Linked DNA regions of Mus musculus: region 1 is linked to region 2. The links are chromatin contacts, found by Hi-C or POLR2A ChIA-PET in ENCODE. All regions are on one chromosome and are shown on one strand. The core of a region is the stretch at or near the end of the contact, and the rest is flanking DNA. Distances in the headings are between cores, read along the strand shown.

Region 1 (5,822 bases), core at 879-3,378, 44 kb after region 2:
TATTAGCAAAAGCACCTTACTATTACGATGGCTAGTGCTTTTGCTAGTGTTCTGGTCTACTCAGCTTTCATTTTTTTTCTTCTTCCAGAGGACATAAACCTCAGGAGGCAGAGATACTGAAAACTTTGTTCACTGTCTCGGCATGGTATAAATAGCTGTGAAATAGAGAGAGCCTTGAATTTATGTTGTCTCATACAGTTGTCACTAGCTGCATGTGGCACGTGAAATGTGACTAGTGAGAATGGAAACGTTTTTTGGATGGAGTCATGTCATGTAACCCCAGATGAACTCACACGACTGGTTCTCCTGCCTCACTCTCTGGTGCTGGGATTACAAGCATGCACAACCATGCCTGGCTTCAATTTCTCTCTCTCTCTTTCTTCCTTCCTTCCTTCCTTCCTTCCTTCCTTCCTTCCTTCCTTCCTTCCTTCCTTCCTTCCTTCCTTCCTTCCTTCCTCCCTTCCTTTTTTATTTCATTTTAACTTTTTTTTTTGAGACAGGGTTTCTCTGTGTAGCCTTGGTTGTCCTGGAACTCACTCTGTAGACCAGGCTGGCCTCAAACTCAGAAATCCACCTGCCTCTGCCTCCCAAGTGCTAGAATTAAAAGCATGTGCCACCACTGCCCCACCTCATTTTAACTTTTTAAAAAATGTATTTTTAAACTCATTTATTTTGTGTGTTTTGCTTGCACGAATGTCTGAGCACCATGCGCAAGGCTGCTTGGTGCCTGGGGAGGTCAGGACAGGTCATCAGATCCCCTGGAATTGGAGCTATGGACAGTTGTGAGTTGCCATGCTGGTGCTGAGAACCAAACCTGTGATACTCTGCAAGGGCCACCAGTCCTCTTAACTGCTGGCTGGCTTCCATTGCTACATACAGAGCACCTATGCTAATGGTTACAGTGCCTGTCTGAGTCCCTGTCTCCATTTTTAAGATAATTGGATCACTTCTAAAGCTCACTTTACCCCACTAAGGGTTAAGACCACTGTTCAAGGTTGAGGCAGCAAAAGTAACTATCTGGTTATGGTGGTTTCTATTCTCCTTAGGAACTGGGATGCTGGGCTTTCTGAGGTCTCTCTGGATCCGCACATTTGAGAGGGGGTGTCCTACATTTAAGCATTTCCATTTTAAAACGATCGACCAGCCCCATTGTGCTCACTAGGCCTTAAAAACTTGCAGCTTCTTGGAGCTCTGGCCGCAGGCCAGTGGAGCCTCCAGCTGCTGACTGACCCTGCCTGGAAAGTCAACTTGGAAGAGGCACAACCGTCCTAATCCTCTTCCAAACCACTCTAAGAAGGTTTATCCAGTGACCTGTAAAACGAAATTAGTAAAAGGGACACTTTAATTCCAGCTCGTTAGGGAGCTTCTAAAATCTTTAAGAAAGCCAGCGCAGCAGATTCTGTGCTGGGGGAAGGGGGACGAAGACACGCCTCCCATTTTCAGAGGCAAAATATCCTTGCTTTTCAATGGTGATTCTGCACACTGACTTTTTTTTTTTTTAGGGCTTTCTTAGGAATCTCAGCGAAGGTGGGAAGCGAGGTTTGAGAACAGGGTGACAGCCCAACAGGGTCAAGCGAGCCCATCTCACCCCACCACCAAATTGGGCCAAGTCCAGCGGCACTCTGGCCTAACTACAGGAGCCTGCCTATTCTCACCGCTCTTACAACATCTCCCTGGAGCTGGCCTATTGCGCAATACCAGGAAACAGTCCATATGAAACCTTGGCCCGCAGAGTGTACATGTTCTGGTTTTTATTCTGCAGCTCTTTTATAATACGTGTTTTCCTTTCCCATAATGTCATCTGGAAGCAATTCCTCCCAACAGCTGGATCTGCTTTCGGAATTGGTAAACACGTAAAATGGAAGGCTGTGGAAGATTCGGAGACTCGGCAGAGGAGCTGCTTCTCCGCCTGCTTGGCTCGCGTTCTGAGGCTTATCTGGGGTCTCCTCAAAACCCAGAATGTCTTCAAACAGGCAACCCGCGCCGCATTCCCATCTTCAGAGGGTCAACATGTTCTCTGGTGGAGAAATTTTCTGAATGCCTTGCTGATAAAAGTCATCAGATGCAGGCCAGATCGCCAGTTGCCAAGATCTGCAGGCTCCACGTGGAAGCCAGCCCAGCAGAACATTCCCAGCATCCCCACACCTTCCTGCGGCCAGCATCTTAGGGTCCCCCGGGATATCTTCCCAAGAGCACAGCTTTCCGGTGTCGCTGCCACCAACGCCCATCAAGCGAGGACCAGAGCCAAAGACTAAGTGGGTCATTAAAGGGGACCATCCCCCTTAATGTGATTGATCCTCAGGAACAAGTTTCCACACAGACACAAGACGGAGACCTACCCAGCTATGGAAAGGAGCCCAAGAACTCAGCTGTCCACCCTAAGCTCTCTCTCTCTCTCTCTCTCTCTCTCTGTCTCTGTCTCTGTCTCTCTCTCTGTCTCTCTCTCTCTCTCTCTCTCTCTCTCTCTCTCCCCCTCCCATTCCCCCACCTCCACCCCCAGGGAGCAGGGGCTCACTAGCATTGCTAGTTCTGGGCCAGGGACTCCAGGGGCATGTTTCAGCCTGAATACAGTAAAGGGGACAAAGTTTAGGTTCTGTATCTTCTACAGAAATGCAACTCTTTAGATGGTCATTTCCAACATGGGAGGAGGGGGGACGTCGGGACCATGACAAGCTGAACACATGGTCCACTTTCAGAGGGAAATGGAAAAGTATGCCTGTGAACACCTGTCCCGCTGCAGAGAAGGTCACACACAGGGCTGGTCCTCTTCTGGGCTGATACAAGATCTCTGTGAATTAGAGGCTAGCTTTGTCTGGGAGGCTATTTTCCAGCCAACCAAGACTATATAGCAAGACCTTATCTCATAAAATAAAATAAAATAAAATAAAATAAAATAAAATAAAAATCTTCAGAAAAATAAGTAACTAGAAGCTAGTAGCTAAGCTAAGCGAACAAGAAACATTCCTGCTTTTGTTTCTCTCTGCTGGTCACAATCTTTTTTTTTTTTTAATATTTATTTATTTGTAGTTACACTGTAGCTGTCTTCAGATACTCCAGAATAGGGAGTCAGATCTCATTACGGATGGTTGTGAACCACCATGTGGTTGCTGGGATTTGAACTCAGGGCCTTCGGAAGAGCAGTCAGTGCTCTTAACCGCTGAGCCATCTCTCCAGCCCCGCTGGTCACAATCTTGACTCTGTGTTTTCACCTTGACTTCCTGCTACGATGGACTGTAACCTGGACTTATGATCTAAAAACAAACCCTTTCTCCCCTAAGTTGATTTTGTCAGGAAATTTGTTACCAAGAGAAACAAATCCAGAACAGATGGACGGTCCTTCCCATTGTTCAGGGACCACGCTCAGCAGGGAATTCTAAGGAACACGACTTCCCAGCTCTGCAGCACCAACCACAAACTGTGCTTCCTCCAGAGAAACCACGGGGGTCTACACCTACCGAGTGCATTTGCTCTCCGGTGCCCGGCCCCTGCCCCCTCCTCTGGCCTGGTAGAAGTCCAGGAACAGAACCAACTTCCCAAGTTTTGTTTTGTTTTGTTTTGTTTTTATTTCCCAGATTTCATGGTTTCTTGCCTGGACCTTGAAAATCCAGGAGGTTTGAGTTTCATGCCAAAGCTCGCTGCCCGGGCCCTGGCTGTTCTGGGTCTGACTTTGTGGATTACTGGGAGGGGCCTGGGAGGGGCTTGGAGACTGTAGCTGAAGCTTAGGATAGGGTGATGATGGGAGTGTGAAGGCAGCCTCTTGGTTAATACTGCAATCTGATTGCTCAAGGAGCCAGAGACAAAGCAGACACGTGCAATATGGAAACCTTTTTTGGATCCTAATTTAAACCAACTGTGAGGAGATATTTTGAGATGATCAGGAAATTTAAAATTGGGACAGTATATTAAAAATATTTTGAGATCATTAAGTTGTGTGTGTATGATAACGCTATTAGGATTGTGCAAGACAAAGGCTTTTGAAAGGCATATGTGCAGGGTTGGAGGTGACTCAGTGGTTTAAGCATGTGCTGCTCTCCCAGAGGACCAGATTTTGGGTTCCAAAATACGCATTAAGTGTCCCGTAACCACTTGTAACTCCTGATCCAGGAGACCTGACACCTTCTAGCCTTCCTGGGTGCCTGTATGTGTTCACATGCACACACATACCAAGAAATACACACATATATGTATACTTTTAAAATAAAATGTTTTTTAAAAGAGTGTGTGTGAAAATATTTGACGATGAACTACAATGTCTGAAGTCTGTTTTTAAACGTTTCAGGAATTAACAACAAGAGATAAAGCGAGAAGTCCGTGGTGGCGGCCGGACTATCTGATGAGAGAAGGCTCTTTTGCAGCCGTCTCTCCGCGTTTATGTACCATGAAAATGTTTTCCTCATAGAGTTTCGACTACAGTCTCATAGAGAACTACACACCTGTCTCTGAGCTTCTGTGGTAACTGAATTCTGCACTTGGGTTTACACCACTGAGTGGCAACCGAGTAAGGTTGCCTCTATTACTGTCACACCCCAAGACCTCTGCACTGTCCCATCAGTGTGCTGACTGCCATCTCCACTGACTTACTCAACAGACCGTCCTCCAGGAACAGCCAGATGCTCACCTTCTGCCAGTGCAGATGGAGGCTGGAGGCTGTTTTTCCACAGAGAAGGGTTCTTGCTAGAAGTATTAAAGCCACACCTGGCACACACGTCTTCTGTCCTCCCTCCCTGGTCTCTCACTTCCACTCTAGTTTGGTCTGTGGCTTAGTCAGAAGGACCAGCCTCTCTGGTATCTTCAAGCTTTTCTCCGAAAGCCTCAGTTAAGAGCTATGCTTAGTGTTCTTTTTTTCTTTTCTTTTCTTTTTTTCTTTTAGAATATGAACTAGTTATCAATGGACAAGCACTTGAGGGTCCAGATACAATACACAGAAGGAGGCTGGCGAGGGTGAATGAACTTCAGAGGTGAGAGATATTTGAAAGCCAAATTCAGCAGCCTGGTGTGATAGTGAGCTTGGAATGTTAACACGTGAGGTGGGAGATCCATCAACACGTAGAGGGGCTGAGGTAAGAGATCCAGGCCACAGGTTTTGTTTCTACTTCTTTTAAAGCCAAATTTATAAATGTTGAAACTGTTGGCCAGCCCTCACTAGACTGCAAGTCCTTGCAGGGATAAGTACATTGTATACATTGCCAGAGCTCAGTGCCTAGGGATGTGGCGCATGCGCAGATTTACTAGATGGATGTTCTGAGGAGCCTTAAAATGTCCACCGTACCCCGTGTTGTCACTGCTGTCTTTTACTCGAAGGCCAGATCTTTTTTAAAAGCAGAAATAAATTTCTTTCTTAAGATACATACCTCAAGTAAATTATCTAATTTAGCTAATAAGTAAGCAATTTGAAAAACAACATCCGAATTAGGTCATGAGAATCACCATGGCTCGTACAGAAGAAATGTGCGATTTTTAGGCCTCCCCGGGAGGCTGTAAGGACTAAGTGGAAGGGAAGTAAATTTTCTGCCCCAGAAATCTAGCAAAAGACCTCATCTGAGGATTGAAAACTCAGAGAAGGGGCTGGTGAGATGGCTCAGCGGGTAAGGGCACTGACTGCTCTCCCAAAGGTCCTGAGTTCAAATCCCAGCAACCACATGGTGGCTCACAACCACCCATAATGAGATTTGATGCCCTCTTCTGGGGTGTCTGAAGACAGCTACAATGAATTTATGTATAATAATAAATAAATCTAAGAAAAAAGAAAGAAAACTCAGAGAAAAGACCTAAGGAAGGAGGCAGAGAAGGGGCAGTCTTTCCTGGGGCTCAGAGATTAGGAG
Region 2 (5,895 bases), core at 1,804-4,303:
CACTCCCTATCTCTAGATAGAAGAGAATAAAGGAAATAAGGGGAAGAGAGAGATAGAGATCTCTAAACCTAATTTCTTTCTTCTTGTTTCTTCTTTGTTAGTAGCATGACTACTAACAAATAGAAACTATTCCTTCCCCCTGCACAGCCAACAACCACCCACCCCATGTAGTGGGGGCTCTAGCATTTATTTACCTTCTGAAAGTTCCCACAATCTCAGAAACTATCTGCAGCTGTAAAAAAAAAAAAAAAAACAAAAAACAAAACAAAACAAAACAAAACAAAACACACACACACACACCTCTGCTGGGACAACAGGCAAATCATAGTCTGCTGCTGTGGACAGTCCGAAGCAGCCCCATCTCCCCATTCCTGGGATTAAAACAAAAGCATGTTCTTATAACATTTCCATGGGGTTTTTTCTTTTTGGTTTCTTAAGACAGGGTTTTTCTGTGCAGCTCAGGCTGTCCTGGAACTCACTCTGTAAACCAGGTGGCGCATGCCTTGAATCCCAGCACTCGGGAGGCAGAGGCAGGTGGATTTCTCAGTTCAAGGCCAGCCTGGTCTACAAAGTGAGTTCCAGGACAGCCAGAGCTATACAGAGAAACCCTGTCCAAAAAAAAAAAAGCCTCACAGATTCACCTACCTCTGCCTCCCTACTGTTAGAATCAAAGGTGAGTCCACCACAGCCTGGCTTTTATTTCTGGATTTTTTAAAGAAACCAAAATTTCAGCCAGATGTGGTAGCGCATGCCTTTAATCCCAGCACTTGGGAGGCAGGCGAATTTCTGAGTTCGAGGCCAGCCTGGTCTACAGAGTGAGTTCCAGGACAGCCAGGGCTACACAGAGAAACCCTGTCTGGAAAAACAAAAACAAAAAAACAAGAAACCAAAATTTCAGAATTCGCACTACAGGATACAATACAAAGAATATCTTGTATCTTTTCATTTTTAAGTTTTGTTTTTATTTTTTGACACAGAGTTTCTTTATGTATTCCTGTCTGTCCTGGAACTCATCATGTAGACCAAGCCTCAAACTCACAAAGAACTCCCTGCCTCTGCCTACTGAGTGCTGGGACTCAAGGCATTCGCCACCAAGCCTGGCTCTTGTACATTTTTCTAAGTAGTTCAAGAGACGGGAGCTGTTGGAGGGTGGAGAAAGCAGAGACTAGCAGGCTGTAGGAGCAAATGAGCCCCCAGTCAGGCCCAGGAAAGAACTCGGAAGGAACAAGCTAGGATTGCTGGATGACCTCAGTTGGGCAGGGCCCTTTCGATTCTTGAGATGTAGAGCCTAACCTTCATAGATAAAGAGCGCCAACTCGAGCTATCTCTGGGGCTGGAAAAACACCCCAGTGCTTAAGGGTGTATGCTGTTTTCTCAGAAGATCCACCTCAACTCCTAGCACTGATGTTGGATAGTTCATAACCATCTGCAATCCTAGCATGGGCCCCAACACCACTGGCCTCCTCAGGCACCCATGTCCACGTGCATATATCCATACACAGAAACACACACATACATATAATAGCATATGTCCATACACAGAAACACACACATACATATAATACATACATATAATTTAATTTTTAAAAAAAATTCTTCTCTGTTTGACTTTCCTATCAGTCTTAGCTGATACTAACTGCCCTGGGTTTCCTTTCGTCCTCTACTATTATAAAACTTATCATCTATCCCATATACACAAACCATGACACGAACTAAAATTACAGGTCGCAAACAAACAAATGCACACATTCATAGGAATTCACACACAAGCAGGTGCAGTACAGTCACGTGTGTATCAGCTCTGTGCGTATCATAACACAGGAAGCCTCCCTAATCTATAACCCGAAATACAAGAGTCAGTCCACTTGACACCCATTAACTGAGCACACTCTGAGTTTTCTTCAAGCCTCTCCAAAGTCTTGCATGGCTATCAAAATATTTTTGGAAATTCTGTAACATTTTTTTTTTTTATTTTCCCCTGGCTTCATATTTCTGGTAAGGCCTCATCCCTAAAATACCCTTCTTCTGGGACACGGAAATAACGGTCCCAAAGCAGCTGCCAGAGTTAGAGCCACTCAGAGATTTGGGACACATTTCTAGGGAGGGCTACTTGTAATTGATTCAGTTAAAAGCCAACCCACTAAAGCTTTCAAAGAAACAGGTGTGTGGGGAGGGGAGAGAGGAAGCGGGGGGGGGGGGGCCGCGGGGGGGGGGGCTGTGCGTCCTTCTGGATCCTCTCCTTTTTGCTCACAATTCTATCTGCAGTTTTACTTCCCGTTTCTTCCCTTCTTTGGCCTCAGCGCTACCCCTCCTCTTGAATTTTATTTTAGATGTGCAGAAAAACAACCAACCATCTCCCTTCTCTCACCCCGCCCCACGCCGCCAGGGCGCTGAAGTCATATTTCTCTGTGGCTAACTTCCTCTATTGGTGCCTCACAACTGGATTCCTGTCACCCAGAACCACCTCCCCTAAGTTCAAAGCCAGTTAGAGGGCACATCTGGCACACAAGAGAGTGGGCTCCACCGACCAGCACAGCTGCTTGCCTGGCCCTGAGAGGCTTCCACCAGATAAACCACACTCGGGGTGTCGGTGTGGCTCACAGGGTCTTTGCCATGCTTCTGCCCACCTTGAAGTCAGTGGTTGGCATCTCAGAGACATCAGGGAATTGTTTTTTGAAAATACCTTTGAGAGAGGAAAAACTCTTTTCAAACAAAAACAAACCTTTGTTCCGGCCTGTTAAACAGAAATCCCCGAGCCTGGGCCGAGCGGTGCAATTTAAAAATAATAATAATAATTTTTAATTTTTTAAAAAATTTTTCTGAACACTTCCCAGATGATTCTATTGTACGGCCGGGTTAAGAACCACCGCTGTAGATTCTGCTAGTGGAAGCTATCCAAACCCCAGCTTACTCCCTTCCTTCCAAACGCACCCCAGGAGATTCCTCTGTCTGTTCTCACACGAAAGATATCTGGGAGCCAGGAAATAGAGTCAGGCGCCTGGGGAACGCAGCTAGGTGGAGGAAGGAAAGGGGTTGAAAACAGAGGAGGTGCCAAGTGGTGAAGCAGGCGCTAAGCCCCCCTCCCCTTCTGTACATAGGGACTGTACACAGCTTGTAGATAGGCATAAAGTCACCTTCTCGCTGCTGCCCGAGGACCTGGCCTCCCAGGCTCTGGGAGTTGACATATAAGTGCCATGAAGCTTCAGAGTGAGAGAGAGGAAAACAACTATTGCAGGACCCTGTCGCCCCAGGAACTGCGTTGCAGAGACTTTGGGAAGAGAACATGCGCGCTTTCCGTACAGCAGAGGACAATTGAAAAATTTAAGTCACGTCTATGCTGAAAGGGGACAAGAACAAATATGATTTGTGTGTGTGTGTGTGTGTGTGTGTGTGTGTGTGTGTGTGTGTGTGTGTGTTCGCGCGCGCGCCCTAAGGCGCTTGAGAGGCACACAGCTGCTGGTGTGTGATGTAATCTATTCCTGGTCACAGGAAGGCCAAGACTCCGCTGGGGTGGGGTAGAGTGGGAGGGGGAACTCCTAAGAGTCTCAACCCCCCACGATCCCTTCAGACCCCCCAAATGCTCACTGTGCAGTTGAGAAATAATAAGCAAACACGGAGCTCAGAGGTACTCTGCCCACCCCCCCTCCAGACATCCCTGGTTACTTAGGCAACTGGTGGACTCCCCCTTCCACACCAGCACTCCGAGGCCTGTGGCTGTGCAGGGGGAAGGGCAGGGGGAAGGGCCTGCCCCCACTGCCTAGTTCTTAGTCAGTGCTTCTTGGCCATCTGCCTGCCTTCCTCTGGCAGGGATATGCGGCTCTTGCACCCTTGGCTTAGTCCATGAGAAGAGGTCTCCCTGCCTCCACCCTTCTTTCTGTTTGCCTCTCTCCCCAGATGTCTCAAAGTTTCTGTGGGAAAGAATGTTCTTACTGCTAATGTGAGACTTTCAAAGTCGGGCCTTCTCCTGAAGGCATGGGAGCTGCCTGGTTAGGTGCCCCATCAGGGATACCCAACAGGAAGGTACCACTGGTCTACATTCAGGTGGCTGAATATCTCTGGGTTCCCCTGGCGTTGCTCTCTGATACCTGAGCTTCCAAATATCAGGTCTTTGTCCATCACAAGATTGATGCAGATGTGCAACATGGATATTGTCCAGCCCTAGAGGAGTGAGCGGTTTTATTTGGGGGTTGGTTTTGTTTTTCTTTAAGCGGGGTATGTGTGTGTGTGTGTGTGTGTGAAGAAAACCCTCCCCATTCATATAACCCTGTGCCTCCGATTTAGTAAACTTCTATTACCTTGACCTTTTTTGGGGGGTGGGGTGGTGGACTTGGAAACAAGGTCTCTCTATGTGGCCCTGGCTGTCCTGGGGCTCACCCACAATGTAGACCAGGCTGTCCTCAAACTCAGAAATCAGGCTGCCTCTTCCTCCCAAGTGCTTGGGTTAAAGGCAAAGACAGACCACTGCCCGGTTTTGATACCTAGACTTTTGAATGTGTTTCTTTTGCTTTTTTCCAGAAGAAATCCTGGCAAAGACCCAGTATGAGAGAGGATGGCAGATAATCAGCAGAGGTTCAACCTGTTGGACCCCAACACCAAACACAACACATCAGGCGTCAGGCCGGGTCTGTGCTGGTCGTCACCTCTCTCTCTCCAGCATCCAAACAAACAGCACTCCTCGGCAGGAGCAGATGTGGGTGCCTCCCACCATTAAGAATAAAGCACTTGGGAGGCAGAGGCAGGCAGATTTCTGAGTTTGAGGCCAGCTTGGGCTACAAAGTGAGTTCCAGGACATCCAGGGCTACACAGAGAAACCCTGTCTGGAAAAAACAAAAAACAAAAACAAAATAGCAACAAAAAAGAATAAAGTCTGTACTGTATCTCCAGCCTTATCTACTAGTCAAGAGTCAGACACTCCCCATGAAGTACTGGCTGTGTTAGGACTTTAAAACCTGTCAGAAGGATTGCAGATTGTGGTTACCAGCAGAAATGCCCTAAAGGCAGATCCTCCCACTGGAGCAACTGACAGGAAACACCCTGCCTGGAACAATATTCCTGCTGCAGAGGGTTTCTTGCCTCTCTCTCTCTCTCTCTCTCTCTCTCTCTCTCTCTCTCTCTCTCTCTCTTTCTTTCTTTCTCTTTTGAAACCAGAAAAACATGAAATATAAAACGGGCTCTAGTTGTACCTAGGCCTGGCCCCATGAAAACCTGAAAGTGGGCCAGATGGCAAAGTCAGGCTCCTAGCCCTCATCCACACTGGTGAGAGACAGACAAGGAGTCCTCTCCCTGGCTCAGGGCAGAGGGGGAACTGCTGGTGTCCGTGAGGGGAATACAGGGGGGAGGGAGGAGGGGATGGAGTTTGCACAGCATGTGAGGCACAGCATGGAGGAGCAGAAAAAGCAGAGAGGCATGTGTCAAGGGATTAATATGATAATCATCATGACAACAATAATGGCCTCTGCTTTTGGACTTTGGGCAAACCATTTCACAATTCTCTTTTTTCATGATGAAAGAATCAGTGTTCCGGGCCCAGGGCTTACCCTACAAATCATATGAGAGTGTGTGAATATAAAATTGATTTATAAACTGTTTCAAATATTCACTATTAATTCTACTTAAAATGAAATAGACCTTCCAAGACAGATGCCAGGCTTAAATATCATCCCTCACAGGAAGTAATCACCTTTTAATAATTGGCTATGCAGGATTTGGTGACTGCGTTGGCCATATCATATTTTTCCTTGTAATATTCCAAAGTGTTCTTGGCGATATGTAAACAGTCTCATTATGTAAAAGCCCTTATCATGGCATGTGCTAAAGTGGGCTCCTACCTGCCAATTCGGTGGGGTTTCAAGGATCCCCCAGGGACCCTCTGCACAACTCTGAGTGGGTGGTGCA

Evidence for each region. Hi-C counts contacts between places; a loop is a spot of excess contacts on that map. ChIA-PET counts read pairs that join two places held with the same protein, here RNA polymerase II (POLR2A).
Region 1: a loop to region 2 is called in a map of heart, with 3 times the contacts of the local background. The contact joins two enhancer-like sites. A Hi-C loop is called at or near these places in 13 of 37 maps with a recorded cell type or tissue (CH12.LX, gastrocnemius, heart and 4 more). POLR2A ChIA-PET finds 5 or more read pairs at or near these places in 4 of 5 experiments (Patski and embryonic stem cell).

The regions. Positions count from the first base shown.
Region 1 is chr2:73,045,498-73,051,319 of GRCm38, forward strand. No RefSeq gene overlaps it. Among named protein-coding and RNA genes, the nearest start is that of Gm39850, 39 kb to the left of the region's middle. Within about 2 kb of position 2,129, at least 2 of the 3 ENCODE cell types and tissues checked have a DNase peak (open chromatin) inside an H3K27ac peak, as active enhancers do; they include gastrocnemius and heart, where a contact is called at or near this core.
Region 2 is chr2:73,000,849-73,006,743 of GRCm38, forward strand. No RefSeq gene overlaps it. Among named protein-coding and RNA genes, the nearest start is that of Gm39850, 5.2 kb to the right of the region's middle. Within about 2 kb of position 3,054, at least 2 of the 3 ENCODE cell types and tissues checked have a DNase peak (open chromatin) inside an H3K27ac peak, as active enhancers do; they include gastrocnemius and heart, where a contact is called at or near this core.